Regions from separate parts of the Mus musculus genome. Here region 1 is linked to region 2. Evidence: chromatin loops called from intact Hi-C (ENCODE). Cell type or tissue: gastrocnemius. All regions are shown on one strand.

Region 1 (8,000 bases), 110 kb after region 2:
CCATTGGGCCCCTTTCTCTATGGAGGCAGCCCTGCCTGGAAAGCATATAGGTTTTCTCTATGGAGGCAGCCCTGCCTGGGAAGCATATAGGTTTTCTCTATGGAGGCAGCCCTGCCTGGGAAGCATATAGGTTAGGGGGAAACTGAAGAGGGGTTCATTCTCTTTCGGGAGGCCACTGGTCCTGTCTGATGACTTTGCTCCCACAGAGGGCCAGGGGATCCCCTCTTGCCATGAAGATGTTCATAACTCAAGGAAACGAGGTCATGGCGCAGCCCTGGCCTGTGGCTGCCAGTGACGTGAGGTGCTCCTTCTGGCCCCATAGAGTTAGAGGGAGGTGGGTTTGTTTGTGTGCTTGACTTCCAACCCAAGCTTTGGCCAGGCTGGTGACAATGGGGAAAGAAGGTGTCCCATGGGATTCAGTTTTAACATAATATCTCTTTTGGTGCTTTCTAGGTATTGTAATGCTAGTCTCATATGCCCAGGTTAGCATCTTCCAATGATTGCCTCAACATTTTATAAAACCCCTTGAAGTTTGTGGAGGAAACTGGGGCACCAAGAAGCTAAAAACCTGTAAGGTTCATAAAAGGGGCAAGGGAGAGCAGAGTCTAAGCCCAGGACCTGTGCACACCTACAGCGTGGGCACCCTACCCCGTCATCCCTCCCGTGTCTCTGCGGGGCATGTTTTAAAGCCTCAAGTCATGAAAGCCACAGCTTTTGGGTAAAAGTTATTGATGGTTAGGGACAGAAGCTTCAGCAGGCAGAGCTTGTTCTTATACAAGCTTGATGGCCTGAGTTGGGTCCCTGGGACCTACTCCACTCCACAAACTTGTCCCCTGACCTCCATGTGCGTACTCACACACGTCACACATACGCTCATTAGTGATAGTACATTAAAATTAAACTTCAAACCTATGGACTGGGAGACTCAAGATTCCCCTGTAGAATTAGGTGGCAAACTAGAAGAGGCCACTTCAGGAAGCAGGAGCTTGGAGGTTACCTTGAGTTGGTTCCTAAAACATCCCTGTACTGAGCCAAAATTGGGGAAACTAGGAGTTTATCCAAGAGAAGAGTGGGGGGCGCCATCCCGCCCAGCACCCCTGAACTGAGTCTCAGTTGTAGCTGGTTGGGATTAGACTGTCACCAAGAACATCCTCACCCTTAGCGATGGGAGGTTTAAAGGCTCCTGGGCACAGAGCGACAGATCATCCCTGAAAGGTGGGTCTGGGGAGGGGTGAGTGTGAGCCACAGACCCTGGTAAGGAGTCCGATGATTGCCAGGAGGAAGAGGGGTGGCTGGGCAGCTGGTTGTGGAGGGCATCCACCCAGTAGGCAGCAGCTGTGTTTTCCCTGTGTTTTAGAAGTCAGGGTTTAAAAGCCAAGGTTCCTGAGGCTTACTGGTCAACCCACCCGCCGCCTCATACACCTCCCCTCCCACTCCCACCCACCAGTCACTGCGGCCTCCATGCTGAATGGAAGTTTCCATTTGACCAGATTGTTAAGCATGGAGGCCAGCAACCTTGGGCAGGAATCTGAACTATTTAAGTGCTCTTCAAAAAACAAATAAAATTGTTTTCCATAGATGTCATCAGGCTCACGCCTCAGCCTAGAATCTCAAGGCCTTCGGCTACATTCCACCTACATCCCCCCTACCAGTACCTCCCATCCTCTCTCCCTACAAGGCCAGTTCTCACCTACCTCCTCCCCATGCTCTGGCTGGTGCCCCCCACCTGGAATGTAGCCCCATTCCTCCACCAGCACACACTCTTCCACTTCCTGGAACTTCTGAGAACCTAGCACCCACACTCTCCTGTGCACCCCACAAGTTTGTGTCCATTTCACAGAAGGTGCTCAGGAGTTTTCATTCTGGTTGGGGGTTGTGACACTGTGGCTTCCTCTGGTGTGACAGAGGAGGGGTTAGAGGGAGGTTTGCAGAACAGAAAGTCATTGGACCTAGGGAACCTCTATATCCCATAGGCCCTGTACTGGCTAGTTTTGTGTCAACTTGACACAGCTGGAGTTATCACAGAGAAAGGAGCTTCAGTTGAGGAAATGCCTCCATGAGATCCAACTGTAAGGCATTTTCTCAATTAATGATCAAGGGGGAAAGGCCCCTTGTGGGTGGTGCCATCCCTGGGCTGGTAGTCTTGGTTCTATAAGAAAGCAAGCTGAGCAAGCCAGGGGAAGCAAGCCACTAAAGAACATCCCTCCATGGCCTCTGCATCAGCTCCTGCTTCCTGACCTGCTTGAGTTCCAATCCTGACTTCCATGGTGATCAACAGCAGCATGGAAGTGTAAGCTGAATAAACCCTTTCCTCCACATCTTGCTTCTTGGTCATGATGTTTGTGCAGGAATAGAAACCCTGACTAAGACAGGCCCTGAGGCCCTGGGGTGGTACATCTGAAGATGATAAGAAAAGACAGTGACACTTGCATCACAAGTCTCCCTAGGGGATGCCCTGCTTTCCAGGGATCTCTGTCCTCTCCAGACAGTGTTAGCACAGTAGGAAAGGCAAAACACGAGTGCCCGGTAGGTAGCATCCTCCTCTTACTCTCCTAGGCTGTGTGATCTCAGCCAGTTATTTGTTCTGCTCGCTGAAGACACAGTGATCCTGCCCAGCACTGCTTGGCCACGTTACAGGAGCTGCCACATGCAAAAGCCCGGCATCTTCCAGCTTTTAGTGGGGCAGAATACACGTGCAGGCAGAGCTGCACTAGGCCTCTTACATGCATAATGCCCTTGACCTTCACACTGGTTTGCCATGGATTAGGGGCCCTAATATTTTATCTCATTAAATGTTGGTGTTGATAATAAAGATCATGGCTAGAGGCTGAGCATTCAACCTGTAATGAGACTGTGCTCAAGACTCTGGTTCTCATTGGCCACCTCAGCAGCCTCATTCTTGATGTATACAGAGTCATTGGGGGTTGCTGGGACATAGAGAGCATGACATTCTCATGCCACCAGCGCACCTCCTTTACCTGTTTCAGATCCCCCAGATAACTTATGCTACCCTGTGTACGTACCGTGTGCATAGTTATGGCACCATATTGTGTAAGGAGCAAGGAAAGAAGTCTGTGTATGCCCAGTACAGACTCAGTGTCTGCTTCTGAGGGGTTTTGTTGGTTTTGTTTTGTTTTTTGAGCTTCAGCTGGTTGAACCCAAGGGTAGAAACTCTATAGCAGTGGCATATCAACTGTTCTGGGAGAGAGCCCCTTTTTATTTCTGGGGAAACCGAGGCCATTGAGAACAAAACCCATTGTCCAAGCTCAGTCTACCAGGAGGCGCTGCAGCCAGGAGGCGCTGCAAACCTTGGCATCTTGGGCTCCCCTTAGCATTGTGTTCTCTCTGCCAAGCAGAGCCTGTGGTCAGCCCTGGAGAGAAAAAGAGACACGTGCTTACACCACACACACACACACACACACACACACACACACACACACACACACATGCCCTCACACCACACACACATACATACAAACACCACATATACCATACACACACACACCACGTACACATACACATGCCACGCACACACATGCGTGTACACATGCACACACAGCCTGGCCTGCTGCTTTGGCCTTTCAGTAGCCCCGAGAGGTGTTAATTCTTGCTCGTCTCCTTTTTCCCTACTGTTCCTTCACTGGTTCCCTCGGTGAGGTGTGTATGACTTACAGCAGGTGCACAAGCCCAGAACTCAGTGATCAGTGAGTCTCCCCTTCACAGTATCATCTCAGCTGAGCCAGGATGCACGAGCCATGACTTCTGCTTTCTAGAAGGTTCTTTTGCAGCTCCTCCTCCTGCCATTCTTTAGACTTCTATTGTCCTGGGTTAATTTGCTTCTTATAAACTCCACCCAGGACTTCTCCATTTACCCTGATGAGGAAGCTGGGGCTCAGAGGTGAAGCACCTGTCCCAGGTACCTCATCTTCTAAGTGGCAAAAGGCCCACACGCCTTCTTACCGTATCCTGAGCTGGCTATGGGGTGTCAGGCCAGTAAGAGTCCCTAAGCTGTAGTATACCCACAAAAATGTTCCTTTTCTTCAAAGCGAGCTGAATGTTGGCAGACTGTCAGCCTTTTAAAATCGGCTCAGCCCCAGCCAGTGGACCCGGTCAGCCTTGGCAGCCCTGCACGGACGGCTGAGGCTGCACCTGGGGTGGCAGGAAACTAGCTGGCCTGGAACATTTCCCTTGGACACAGAAGGCAGCCGTGCTGACCTCATCTGTAGGCGGTGCAGACAACTGAACCATATACATCTTACAGGCAGGGGAACAGCCAGTTCTGCCCTTACATAACCACTGGCCCAGGTTGCCACAGGCCATGCATTTATCCTCCCCTCGGGCACCTCAGCCTCTTCGTGCTGTGTGGCCCTTCAGCCCTGGCAGCTGACCACTCCGGTTCTTCTGGCTAGGAGACAGGGAGCCATGCCTGGGAGAAGCCTCCCCAGGGGCGGTGAGCTCACCTGAGCCACACCTGGGATTTGCCTCACTGCTGAGGTCATCTCCCGGGATTGCCAAGAATGACCTCATCCCATAATCCCCAAGCAGTGCGCAGATGTCTAGGTTTACCAGGTGGGAAAGGTAAGCACTCATGGAAGAGTCTCCCTGGGAAGGGGAGCCCTCTCCCTTGGCTGCTGCTCAGTTGATCACACAGCAATTTCCTTACTAGACTGGCAGTCCTTTGGAATTAAGGCTGTGGTAGACATAGGTGCTGAAAATCAGGAGGGCAGAAACAGGCCCATGGCCTGTTTGTCTTTTGCCCACTGGTACTGTCCAATACCTACCAGTACCCTGAGCAGTATCCTTCACCCTGCATAATGAGGAGAAGAAGAGGAAGCTGGGTAGCCCTGGAAAACTTGAGCGTGAGGTTCTAGCTCAGCTGTTTTGTGCTGTGCACTCTTGGGATAGAACACCCCTCCTCTGAACCTTGGTTTCCTGGGTGTAGAATAGGAACGAGGACTTTGCACAGGAGCAGATAGGGTGACACAGATGCGTTTATTTGGCTTTCTTGATTGGCATCCCTCTCACCTTTTGCTTAATGGGCCGAGTATTCAGCAGCCTGAAGAGCAAAATGTGTCTGTGGCTTTCATGTCCCCACGTATATATCTGTGGTTCCCACAAAGTAACAAACTGTTCCTGAGCCACAGTTCTCAGTAATTAAGCACTATATATCACATATATAGTATATAATATACACTAATAATAGATCACATGGGATGGGGCCTCGTCGAGACAGAATTCACTTGTTGGGCCTGATCTGTTCTTTCCCAACAGGAGCCATTCCCAGGGCTCCCTGTGTGTAGGACCCAAGGGACCTAACTGATCTGGGTTATATCATTTGTTTTATAGCTTTTTAAAGGAGAACGTTTATCTTTTGTTTGTTTGTTTGTGGGAAAATATTTTTTCTTTTTTTATTAGATATTTTCTTTATATACATACGTTTATCATTTTAAAGTGTGTGTGTGTGTATGTGTGTGTGTGTGTGTGTGTGTGTGTGTGTGTGTGTGTTCTCATTTGTAGAGGCAGAAGAGGGCATTGGTTCTAGAGCTGGGGTTGCAGACGTTGTGAGCTGCCTAATTTGGGTTCTCCCTAAATTTGAGTCCCTAAAAGAGCACTAAGTGCTCTTAACCATTGAGCCATCTCTTCAATCTCATGTTGTTTCATTTTTAATTGGCAAAATGGGGCACAAGGTAATATTTTGATAAACTGTCAGATTACCAGCTCATCTAGTTAGTATGTCTATTACCTTAAACAAAACATTTTTGCTGTCTGAGAGACATTTAAAATCTCTTCTTGCTAATTTGAAGTACACACTGTGTTGTTATTGCAGTCACCATGCCTGTGCAGTAGAACAGCAGGACTTCTGTTATCTGTATCTTCCTCTCTATTGGCCAGCATCCCTGGTCCCCATCCACGAGTGTTCAACATAGCCCAGCCCCCGTATCCAACACTGCTCAGTTGAGCAGCCTTTGAGGCTAGGCCTAGAGATGGGTGTCCTCCTCCCCGTGGGGAATTATCTAGGCAGCTAGCCTCTAAATTCAGCCCCTCTCCCTCCTTTCTGCCTCTGCTTTATCTTCGAGGGCCCCTGGCTTAGTGAGGAAGGGAAGACCTGGAAGCATCCACTTCCATGCCTCTTGTGGCCCATCCCTGTGTATGCCATCAGCATGCCATGCCTGTTCCCAGCAGCCATGGGTTCTGAACCACTATGGACACCTACAATCTGGTGTCTTTGATACACAGTGGCTCCTCCAGGTCTCAAGCCTGCTGAGACACAAGCTTTCTATGTTCAGTGTCACGTACACCACCTGTACCCCAGCACCAGAACATGGCTGAAATAGGTCACACTTCTTTGGCTCTTATACTGCATCTGCTGTGACCCTTGCAGACCATGAGACTATACCCTCCCTACTTCAGGCCTTGGCACATGCTCTGGGGACCTCCCTCCCCTTGCTGAGACCATGCCTTTTTTAGCATCTTAGACTCGAAGGCCTCTTTATGGCATTTACCTAGGAGGTGAGTGAGGTCTGGTTCTGCTTGTGACCTTGATCAAAACAGAGACTAGATCCGGCTTGATGCCATTTCTTGAACCTGACAGGACTGAGATGCCACCAAACTGTTGAGTGGATATGTGTTGCTACTGTCCCTGGCTGTGAAGTGGTGTGGCTGTCTGTGGCCACCTGCCCTGTAACACTAGTGATAGAATAATGATCTCGTTGCTTGCTCCTGCAGCCTAAGGTTGTGCTACCCACATGCCACATGGAACATGACAGATGTGGTCACATGAAGGATGGGAATGGCTATGTTAGCCCGACGGGCCACATAGAACCACGGGGTCCTGTGTGAGGGTGCAGGAGGGAGAGGAGGGAAGGTACGGGGCACACACGTGGTAAGCTTTAGTTAAGCCTTTGGCTTTGTGACACTTGATTACAGCAGCCCTAGGAATCCAGTACAGGCGTCTGGTCCTGTGGGAGACCTGGACGTCACCCCTGTGACTTTATAAGGAGGAGCTCCATAAAGCACAGGCAGTGGAGGCTCTGTGCCTGTTGGTGCTGGGCCATGAGCTGTACAGGACTCTGCGTCTCATCTTACTTTTCAGCAGTGTCACTCCATTCAGCTGATGGGTTTATAGAGGTGACCGTAGGAAGTACTGGAACCAGGATTTGAACTTGAGTCTGGACAGATGTTCTTACCAGACCCATCCTTCTTCCTGAGTAACTGCTCTCCCTCCTGGTGAAGCTGTATTGGAGAGTGGCTTTAAATCTGGAACCCTAACTCCTGGGACCTGGACATGTGCACACTGTTGTACCCACATGGATATCTGGATCACTGAGTGCTGGCCACCAAGCAAGGTGGCCCCTGGCTATCTATCCCCTATGGGCAGAGTCGGTGTCTCCTTCTCAGTCTAGATTTCTGTACTTGTCTGTCCCTCAGGGTGAATGAGCTCTACGTCGATGACCCAGACAAGGACAGCGGAGGCAAAATTGACGTCAGTCTCAACATCAGTTTACCCAATTTGCACTGTGAATGTGAGTATTCCAATAGACCTCTGTTTCAGCTAGCCAGCCTGTGGGTGATCTGTGTGCAGATATGCTGAGCCATCTGGGGTGAGCATACGCATGTGTGTGTGTGTGTGTATGTGTGTGCGTGTGTAAATATACATATACATACACATATACACACATGCATACACTATACACACATACATACCTGCAAACCACACAGAGCCTATGGCAGCCCCCACCTGTTTTCTGGAATCATAGATGCCTCCTGTACTCTGTAGAGCAACCACATTTGTGCAGGTGGCGCAGGGTGGTGGAGTCTCTCTGGTTCATCCAGCCTAAGACCCTTGAGCAAGCGGCTTACGGAGAGGAAGAAGCTTTGAGGGAGGGAGAGATGGGACTTGATCAGGCAAGAGGATGAGCCCAGATGTATGTGCGGCTGAGGTCTGGTCTGAGGCTGGCCTCCCTGCAGGAGACTCAGGAACGTGGCGACACCATAAAGCC
Region 2 (8,000 bases):
GAGAACGCATTAATCCAGGGATTCTGCACATAGTTCAGGAAGGGGAGATCTTGCCCATGACTCCTAAGGAAGAGATTAATAAAAGAAGGTAATTCAGGTAAATGCTTCTGCAGACACTCAGGTTCCCTGGGTGGCATGGCATTGCCTGTGCATGTTAAAGGACCCTCTGCTAAGATCTAGTGCTTCACATAGCTCCTAGTGCTTCACACAGTTCTCCTAGTGCTTCACACAGTTCTCCTAGTGCTTCACACAGTTCTCCTAGTGCTTCACACAGTTCTTCTGCATTCCTCCCTCGGAACCCATGGGTCAACCAAAAGGAGCAGACTCCAGCCCCACCCACGTTGGCAACAGTGGTCCACTGCTTCCCTGTGCCACTTGCTCAAGAGTGGGGTCACCAAAGAAAGCACGGAGAGCTCAATAGAAACGTCATAATTTATTCTGTTGTATAAAAAAAGTCATCCCAGTAACAAAATGTCTTCTCAGAAGAAGAAATATATTACTTCAGATCATAAATAAACAAACATACAACTGTCGATAACTGAAAGCTACAAACCTACACTGGCTTTGTCTGTCAGTGCCGAAAGCAAACCTGCTCTGGGTCTATTTACAAGATAGTACAGTACGCAAACACAAAATTGAGGTATTTGGTTCTTCTATGAGTAGACAATGACATTTGTGAAGGCAGACCACCGACCTACACAAAAATAAATAAAGGTAAAAACTCTCATACGCGCATGTCATCGGGAATGGTTAATACTGGTGGGTGTGTCAAGCATGAAGTTTCTAGAAAAAAAAAAACAGGCAAGCGAAGAAACTGCCTCAAACAGAGTCCTTTCTCTTCTGCCCTGTTTTGTCAGAGGGACTTGATGTACCCACAATATATTGGTCCCGAATGTGCCGAGTTCAGCAAATGTCTTGCGGTCAAGTCATTGTTGTGACTGCTTAGGAACTCAGTGGAACTCAGGAGGAGTTGGGGGGTGAGGGGGGTGTTAAATAAATAAGGACCAGCTCCCATGAGCCTCTCCCAGAGTTATTGCATTGCTCCTCCCACAGGAGGAGTGGCGACCCGGTGGCAAGTGAAACTCCACACCTCCCCTTGCCCTTCAGCAGCTTGGAGAGGTGGTGATGGGGCTTTTAAGGTAGTTCAGGGCACTGTTCGTGGGGTGGACGGGGATGGAAACAGGGAAGTTGAAGACTGTGGTAGTAGAGGTGCCCCGGTCAAGGACAGCCATGGCAGGGCTCCCAGCTTCAGCAGAGCAGTGAGGGGCTAGCACTTGGGACTCAAACTGCAGCAGCTGGCCCATGAAGCTGAAGTTCGGGGAGATGATACTCCGCCTCTGCTTCACAAACTCAAAGGCCTCGTCCAGCTTTACCCGGTTAGTCCTCATGAGGTAAGCAAGGCAGATGGTGGCTGACCGGGAGATGCCGGCCTGGCAATGAACAAACACTCTCCCTCCAGCATCCTTGATGGAGTCTGGAAAATAAAGTTATGGGTTACTCAAAAACTCAGAACAGCTGAGCCCAGATCAAGGATGGCTAAGAAATGTCTTGTGTCCTGTCCAGAAATGGCCAGGGTCTGCCTCTTGCAGTCATGCAGACCCTATGTGTATACTATGCAAAGGATAGCAGGGGATTTAAACCCGGACTGGGTATCTACACTTATAATCCTGGACAAGACAGTCAGTTCAACTGAGTCTCAGTGAGGAGGAAGGCTTGGGTGAGGATCATTTAAGCTGCCACCCAAAAGACTGGGCTCAGTGGCTACAGTAGGGACAGAAGCAGAGGTTCCAGATAGTTATTCCATTTACCTATGAAGTCAATAGCCTCGTTGAACCAGGAGCTGATGTCTGCCTTGTGGTTGTCCTCCACAGGGATGCTCTTGTACTGGTAGTGACCCTCAAAGTGGTTAGGACAATTGGCTGAGACGTTGATCAAGGCGGTGATGCCCAAGGCGTCAAGCATATCCTTCCGAGAAGCGTGATAGGCACTGCCCAGGTACAGGAAGGACAGGATCTCCACTGGGCCCCCCTGAAGTCAAAAAAACAGTCCAGCATTCGTCAAGCTCGTCCAGCGTGAGCACCAGTACCCATGCCCACAAAAACTCCCCGCTGAAAACGGGAGTTTCTGAAACTGGTGACCTCAGCACTGCTGTTGACATATTAAAATATTCGTAAAGAATCAAGCCCATTGGCCTGGACAGAGCCAACAAGCTCTTCCGTGCCAGCAACTGGGAGACTCAGCTCCATCCAATTGCTTCATGATGGACTAAAGATCCTCGTGTCCCCGCTAGTATAAATAAAGCTGCAGCCGCTTTCTATATCCTCCTGGCACAATCCTCCTAGACCTCTGCCAGCTCTGCCACCTCCCTGCCCTGCATGGACCCGGACTCCTACTAACCTGATCGTAGAGAGGGGTACTACAGGAGCTGCATCCGGATTCTGCACTGTCAGGCACACTAGTACTCAGGGGGAGGCTGAGCCCCGTGGGGGTGGACTGTTTGCTGCACAGCTCAGGGCAGGAAGCCGAAAACGCTTCATATCCTCCTGAGAATACAAAGGTACATATTTTCTCATTAGCACCACCGACACAGTACCTGGAGACAAGCCACTCACCCACCAGGGGCTGCGAGTTTACAAGGAAGGCTTAAGGAAGTCTTTGTTATGGGAGTGAAACAAAGCCACTGACAAGCCCCTGGAGACTGGACGCCGGCGCCCCCATACTCCAGGTGGGACGCCCCTTCCCTAGCTGATGGCATAAGTCCTGCCAGAGCTAGAGCGTACCTTGGAGAAAGAAGACTTGAGTGGAGCGCGCCTCTCGGCAGAGCGCGCCCGCGGCCAGGGCCAGGGTGCCGTCGCGCTTGGCGCCGTCCAGGGAGGCGCTGCGCTCGTCCAGCAGCACCACGGCGTGGTAGGCTCCGGCCAGCAGGCGGCCACGCAGTTCAGCGTTGGGCACGATATGCTCCAGGCCCATGGCGCCCTTGGCGCGGCGCCGCACGATGGTGCTGAAGCGCACGTTCACTGAGCCCGCGATGTGGCCGGCGTTGAAAGCGAAGAAGGAGCGACAATCCAACAACAGGCACTGCGCGGCGCCCTCTCGCAGCAGCGCGCGCAGCCCCCCGGCGTCCAGGATGCCCACCTCCATCACCATGGCCAGCCCCAGCGACCCCAGCGTGCCCGTTCTGCGGTTCTCCAGAAAAAGTCGGTCGATCTTGTGCGGTGTCCTGTGGCCCTAAGTCCCCAAGTGCTCGCTGCTCCTAATCTGGCTTCACCGCGCTTTCCTCCCGCCAGTCCTTCACTGCGCGCTCGTCCGACGGAGCGCGGTTTTATGTAGCCTCTCGGGGGCGGTCCCGGGCGCGGCACAGAAGCGGGGGGTGGGGTGGGGGTGGGGGAGAACGGTTTGTTTGTTTGAATGGCAGACACGTGACCGGGCGGTGACGTCACCCGCCCTACCGAGCTTGGCGCCGCCAAAGCCAAAAGCAAAGACGTCATCGGCCTAGGAGCCTCTCGGCTCTGAGCGCTGGCTCGCAGCCCGGCCCCCACCCTCCTGTCCTCTGGGCTCGCAGGCAGGACGGCGCGCTGCCAGCCCGGGTGGCCAGGACGCGCGGCCTGAGGACACCTGCCCTGCTCCCCTCCGCGGGTCTCCGCCGAACGAGCGGGGCCACTCCTGGTATCACGTTCTCAGCTGGCCCGGCTCTGGCTGCTGGAGTGGTGGGCGTGGCGAGCTGAGCGGGAAAGGGGAGTGGGTAGTGAGAGATGACTAATTCGGTCTATAGCCCTCTGGCTATACCGAGGACAAATGGCGAGAGTTGAGACGTCCTTCTTGAATGTCACTTTAAAAGTTTTACGCTGAACAAGGGAATGCTTCCAGTTAGTTCCCACCCCCCACCCCGGAGTGTTATCTTTACCGCGGTGGTCCCTAGAGGACTTACTTGGAGCAAAGGGAGGAGGGTTGCAAGATCTTTGGAGCCCAGGTTTAACATTGGGGTTGGGGGGGTGGGGTGGGGGAGACTTGGGTAGAGCTCCACAGCGCCGCCTAGGGACGGCCCAGAACATTGTCGTCGCGTGGCATCAAGAGGATGCTGCTAGCCGCTGCTCCTCTGTCCCCCAACACAACTTTCTTTTGTTTTGTTTTGTTTGTTTCAGAGAGGATCTTGCTGTGTAGCTCTGGCTAGTCTTGAACTCATAGAGATCCTCCTGTCCCTGACTTACTAAGGATTAAAGGCATCTGCCCTCGTGCCTTTCATCTCCACTGAACAGAAGCTGAGCACACCAAGGACTCAGGGCCAAGAGCCTTGAATCCGCCACTCTGTGGGACAAACTGTACTCATCACACCTGGGAAGACCGAAATGGTGTGTGTGTGTGTGTCCTTCCACAAAACTCCATGACTACAGGGTAGGCAGTGAGTCCGCCGCAACACCACGGAGTTGGATACACAAACATAAACATTGCACCACTCTGAAGGGGTGCCGAGTCAGGAACATTCTGCGGTTTCTTCCTCTTTGCAAGGGGAGGTGTCTTACTACCATGTGTCTTTGCCCAGCAACGTCCGCTTTGGCCTCTCTTAGCTCTTGCGCTCTGCCTAGATTCTTCTGTAAATTCAGAATACGTTATTTTTAAAGGGCGTTTTTACATTCCTTTGAGCATTGATCCTAAAAGAACAGCAAAGAAATCTTCAGATAACACCACCCTCCCTACATCTCAGAAGAGCGACAGAAAGAAAAAAATTATTTGTTTATTCTACTTATTCAGCTGAGGACCTCAACATATTTTTTGCATTGAATCATAAAATGTTACAGCTGCTGCCTTTTCAAACTGCATACCAACTTCAAATTTTCCTTTTATTTTTGTTTTTGCAAGGCCATTCATTATACCCTTCTCTACCCAAACTTTTCAAAAAGACCTTTTTATATGAGTACAGTGGCATGGTTGGGCACTGAAGTCAGAGGTCTGCTGGTCGCTGTGGAGTTCTGCCCTCTTCCCTTCCTAGAAGGAGCCTAAAGAGCTGGAACTGCTGCCAGTTGACTGTTGGGGAGCCAGCCATCCTCTTCCCGGATGAGCCTGCAAGGTAGTTTCAGTACAGCTGGTACCATGCGTGACTCGGTGGCATTCCCTTGTGAAGCAGAAGGGGCAGAACACCCAGACCTTTCCCCTCCCGTGAGTCACCCACTCTCAGTTTTTCCCTTCCCAACACAATGATGCTTGGATCACATGGGCCATGTGCTGTGTGTTTCAGAACCTTAGGGAATCACGCCAGGTGCGACTTGAGAGACACCTATAGGCATTGATTGCTTGGAGCCCCAGTTGAGAGAAAGCTCTCTCCAGGTGCCAGAGAGACTTACACTAAGATCCACTCGTTCAGAGAGTGTTAGCAAAGGTATAGCCGCCGCAGGTCACAATCCAGGTAGTGAGGATGCCTTGGTTTCTGGGGCAGAACCAGAGAGGCTGCTGCTGCATTGGAGGCTTAGCTGCTGAGGGCCGGGGACAGTGTGAGGCAGTAGATTTCAACTCTAGGAGAGGCCTCCCTGACCTGAGAGCCTCCCCATTCCAGGTGTGTTTAGAAGCAACAAGCAACGTTAGAGGCCACAGGGGGTGATAAGAATCAGCCAAAAGACTTAGCCTGCCTCTCCCCTTTAACTGTGTGGCCTCTCCTCATTCACTTTACCATGCCACAGCTCCCTGTGACTGGGCGAGAAGCAGCAGCTTCTATACGGGACCTGTGGGGACAGTCGGTGTGCAGGCTTGGCACCAGCCTATGAACCTGTCAGTTCCTCTCATTTGGATTTGTCTTGGTGTTGGGGTGGGGCTAGGGGAGGGGCTTCCCAATAATGGCTGAAAGTGCATCCTTCTCACTGTCTACTCCGTAACCTTGGGTAAAGGACTTATTTCTGAGCCTCGGCTTCTATATCTATAAACGGAGTATAATGCCCATCTAGAATGAAATAGAATGGCAGGAGAAAGTCCTGGTGGGATCCCTGCAGAAGAGCTGCTGCCAGAGGAGGAGTGATATCCCTCTACCATCTTCCCTCGTTCAGAGACCTTTCCCTGTCTCTCCAGGGTCAGTCAGCTTAATGCCATTGAGATAAACAGCTTAGGAGGGGAAATGGAGGCCGGCTGGTGTTGGCTCATGCTTTTAATGCCAACACTTGAGAGGCAGAGGCAGGCAGACCTCTGAGTTCAAGTCCAGCCTGGTCTACAGAGCGAGTTCAGGACAGCCGGGGCTACACAGAGAAACCCTGTCTCAAATAAACAAATAAAAAGGGGTGGGGGTGGAGGTGCCAGCCCAAGGTTACTGAGCATCACAATGGGCCTGTGGTGAGGAAGATTGTGGTAGGGAGTTCAAAGGAGAGCAAAGAGGAAGACAAAGGAGTCACAAGGACCTGTTCCCTTCAGTGGGCCCCCTCCTACAGTTTCTACCTCTGCCTTGTAGTCCTTCAAACTCTTGAGCCGCTCTCATATCCATTAATGAGATAAATGTCACTTTCCCAAAGTTCCTCTCTGTGCACTGCTATAGGGGACCAGGGCTTCCATACATAAGCCTTTGGGGGTACATTCTAAATCCAAGCTACAAGATGCTTCTTGTTCAGCAACCTTCTGTGACTCCCATCCACCCCCACCCCCAAATCCAGCAGCACACCAGTGTGGGTCCCCAGTCTTCTTAGCCTTCTGGCTGATTTCCACTTGCTTTGATTTTGCTCTTGGATTCCAAGAAAACCCCGTGAGCCTGTGTTCCGTGAATGTTCTAGGTCTCTCCCACCCCCACGTCTTTGCTCACACTGCCCTGCCTGGCCCTGCCTTCTGAGTTTCCGGAGACTCTTCTCCCCTGCAGATCCAGCAAAGGAGCTAAGCAAATGAAGAGTCTTGCTGGCTTTCCCTTTCCTTCCCAGGCTCTGGAAGACTGATGGTGAGGAAGCCACTTAACCCTGACTTATGCCACTAGTCTGCAGATTTGCTGGATGCTGGGCAGGGCCTGTGTTTTTCTCCTCTGCGGTAATAATGCCCAGCACATAGTAGGCCCACAGTCTGTGAGATAGCAAAGTGTCTATAAGAATGCTGGTGAGTTTCTTCAGTGCCAGGTGCTTTACAGGTGCCACCTCCTGACCTCAACAGTCCTGGAAGGGGGTGGTCACTAAGCTCAGAGAAGGGACATGCCCAGGGTCAGACAGCTGGGAGTTGTCAATGCAGACCTGGCACAGGGCCATATCAACTCATCTCCTGAGACCTCAGTTTCTGCAAGCTGGCTCCCAGATGGCCTGGACCTTTCCTCAGAGAGCAGAGATGCCTGCAGCAGCCCTGGATAGAGTTTGAACCCACTTAGGTCTTCTGACCCAGGCCCTCCTGTCCCTGATACCTTTAAGGCTCACCCTGATGGATTGGCAAGGATAATGTCACCCGCCCCATTCAGGCATGAGAACAGAGCCAGCCTCGATTGTGTAACTGTTGCACACAGTTCTCTGATCAGGCCTGGGAGGGCTGAGCAGCTGTGTCCTGTCATCCAGGCCCCTCCTTTGAGAGAAGTGAGGCTCAGAGAGGTTAAGCAACTTGTCCAAAGTCACACTGTGTTCAGAACATCCTAAGGAGTCAGTGTGGTACCAGCTGCATGTTCAAGCTAACAGTGCTTATCTTTAGGGGTCAGTGCTCCTTGCATCCTCTTCCTTAGAAATACAGACAGAATGGTGGTTTTTACTCCAGTGTGTAACATTTGAAAGCAAGGGGGAAAAAAGACAAAAGCCTTGGAAGGCAGTGGCATCATCATTACCACCAAGTTCAAGTTGTTGAGCCTGGGCCAGGAGCCCAGCTCACGGGCTTTGTGTTGGTTGGACAAATTGCATTACTTCCTTCACAGTTTGCACATCTAATAAGAACAGCATCTGTTCTGTAGGGTGATATAACAGCAGAGAGACAGAATAACACAGTCCAACCCAGGAATCAGAGCGAGCTCCACCTCTCTCTACAGAGTCTCGGTGGCACAAAGCCCAAAATATTTACTCCACTAAAGGGGA

Evidence for each region. Peaks named below come from ENCODE experiments on the same cell type or tissue, not always from the same donor. Only the 100,000 strongest peaks of a DNase experiment are listed, where the experiment ranks them.
Region 1: a loop joins it to region 2, with 8 times the contacts of the local background. A loop is called at or near these places in 18 of 42 quality-filtered maps.

The regions. Positions count from the first base shown.
Region 1 is chr17:26,617,162-26,625,161 of GRCm38, forward strand. Ergic1 (endoplasmic reticulum-golgi intermediate compartment (ERGIC) 1) reads left to right here. Exons shown (of 10, transcript NM_026170.3): 4 at 7,429-7,523. Among named protein-coding and RNA genes, the nearest start is that of Gm41553, 21 kb to the right of the region's middle. In gastrocnemius, no CTCF peak of the experiment used is centred here; DNase peaks (open chromatin) are centred at 2,617, 3,331 and 4,159; H3K4me3 peaks cover 1,268 bases; H3K27ac peaks cover 7,350 bases.
Region 2 is chr17:26,505,177-26,513,176 of GRCm38, forward strand. It overlaps Dusp1 (dual specificity phosphatase 1), which reads right to left and starts at 3,296. Exons shown (of 4, transcript NM_013642.3): 1 at 2,781-3,296; 2 at 2,398-2,543; 3 at 1,809-2,028; 4 at 415-1,474. The coding sequence starts at 3,147. The coding sequence ends at 1,104. In gastrocnemius, CTCF peaks have their summits at 2,922 and 4,064; DNase peaks (open chromatin) are centred at 1,260, 2,460, 3,010, 3,504 and 2 more places; H3K4me3 peaks cover 4,426 bases; H3K27ac peaks cover 7,470 bases.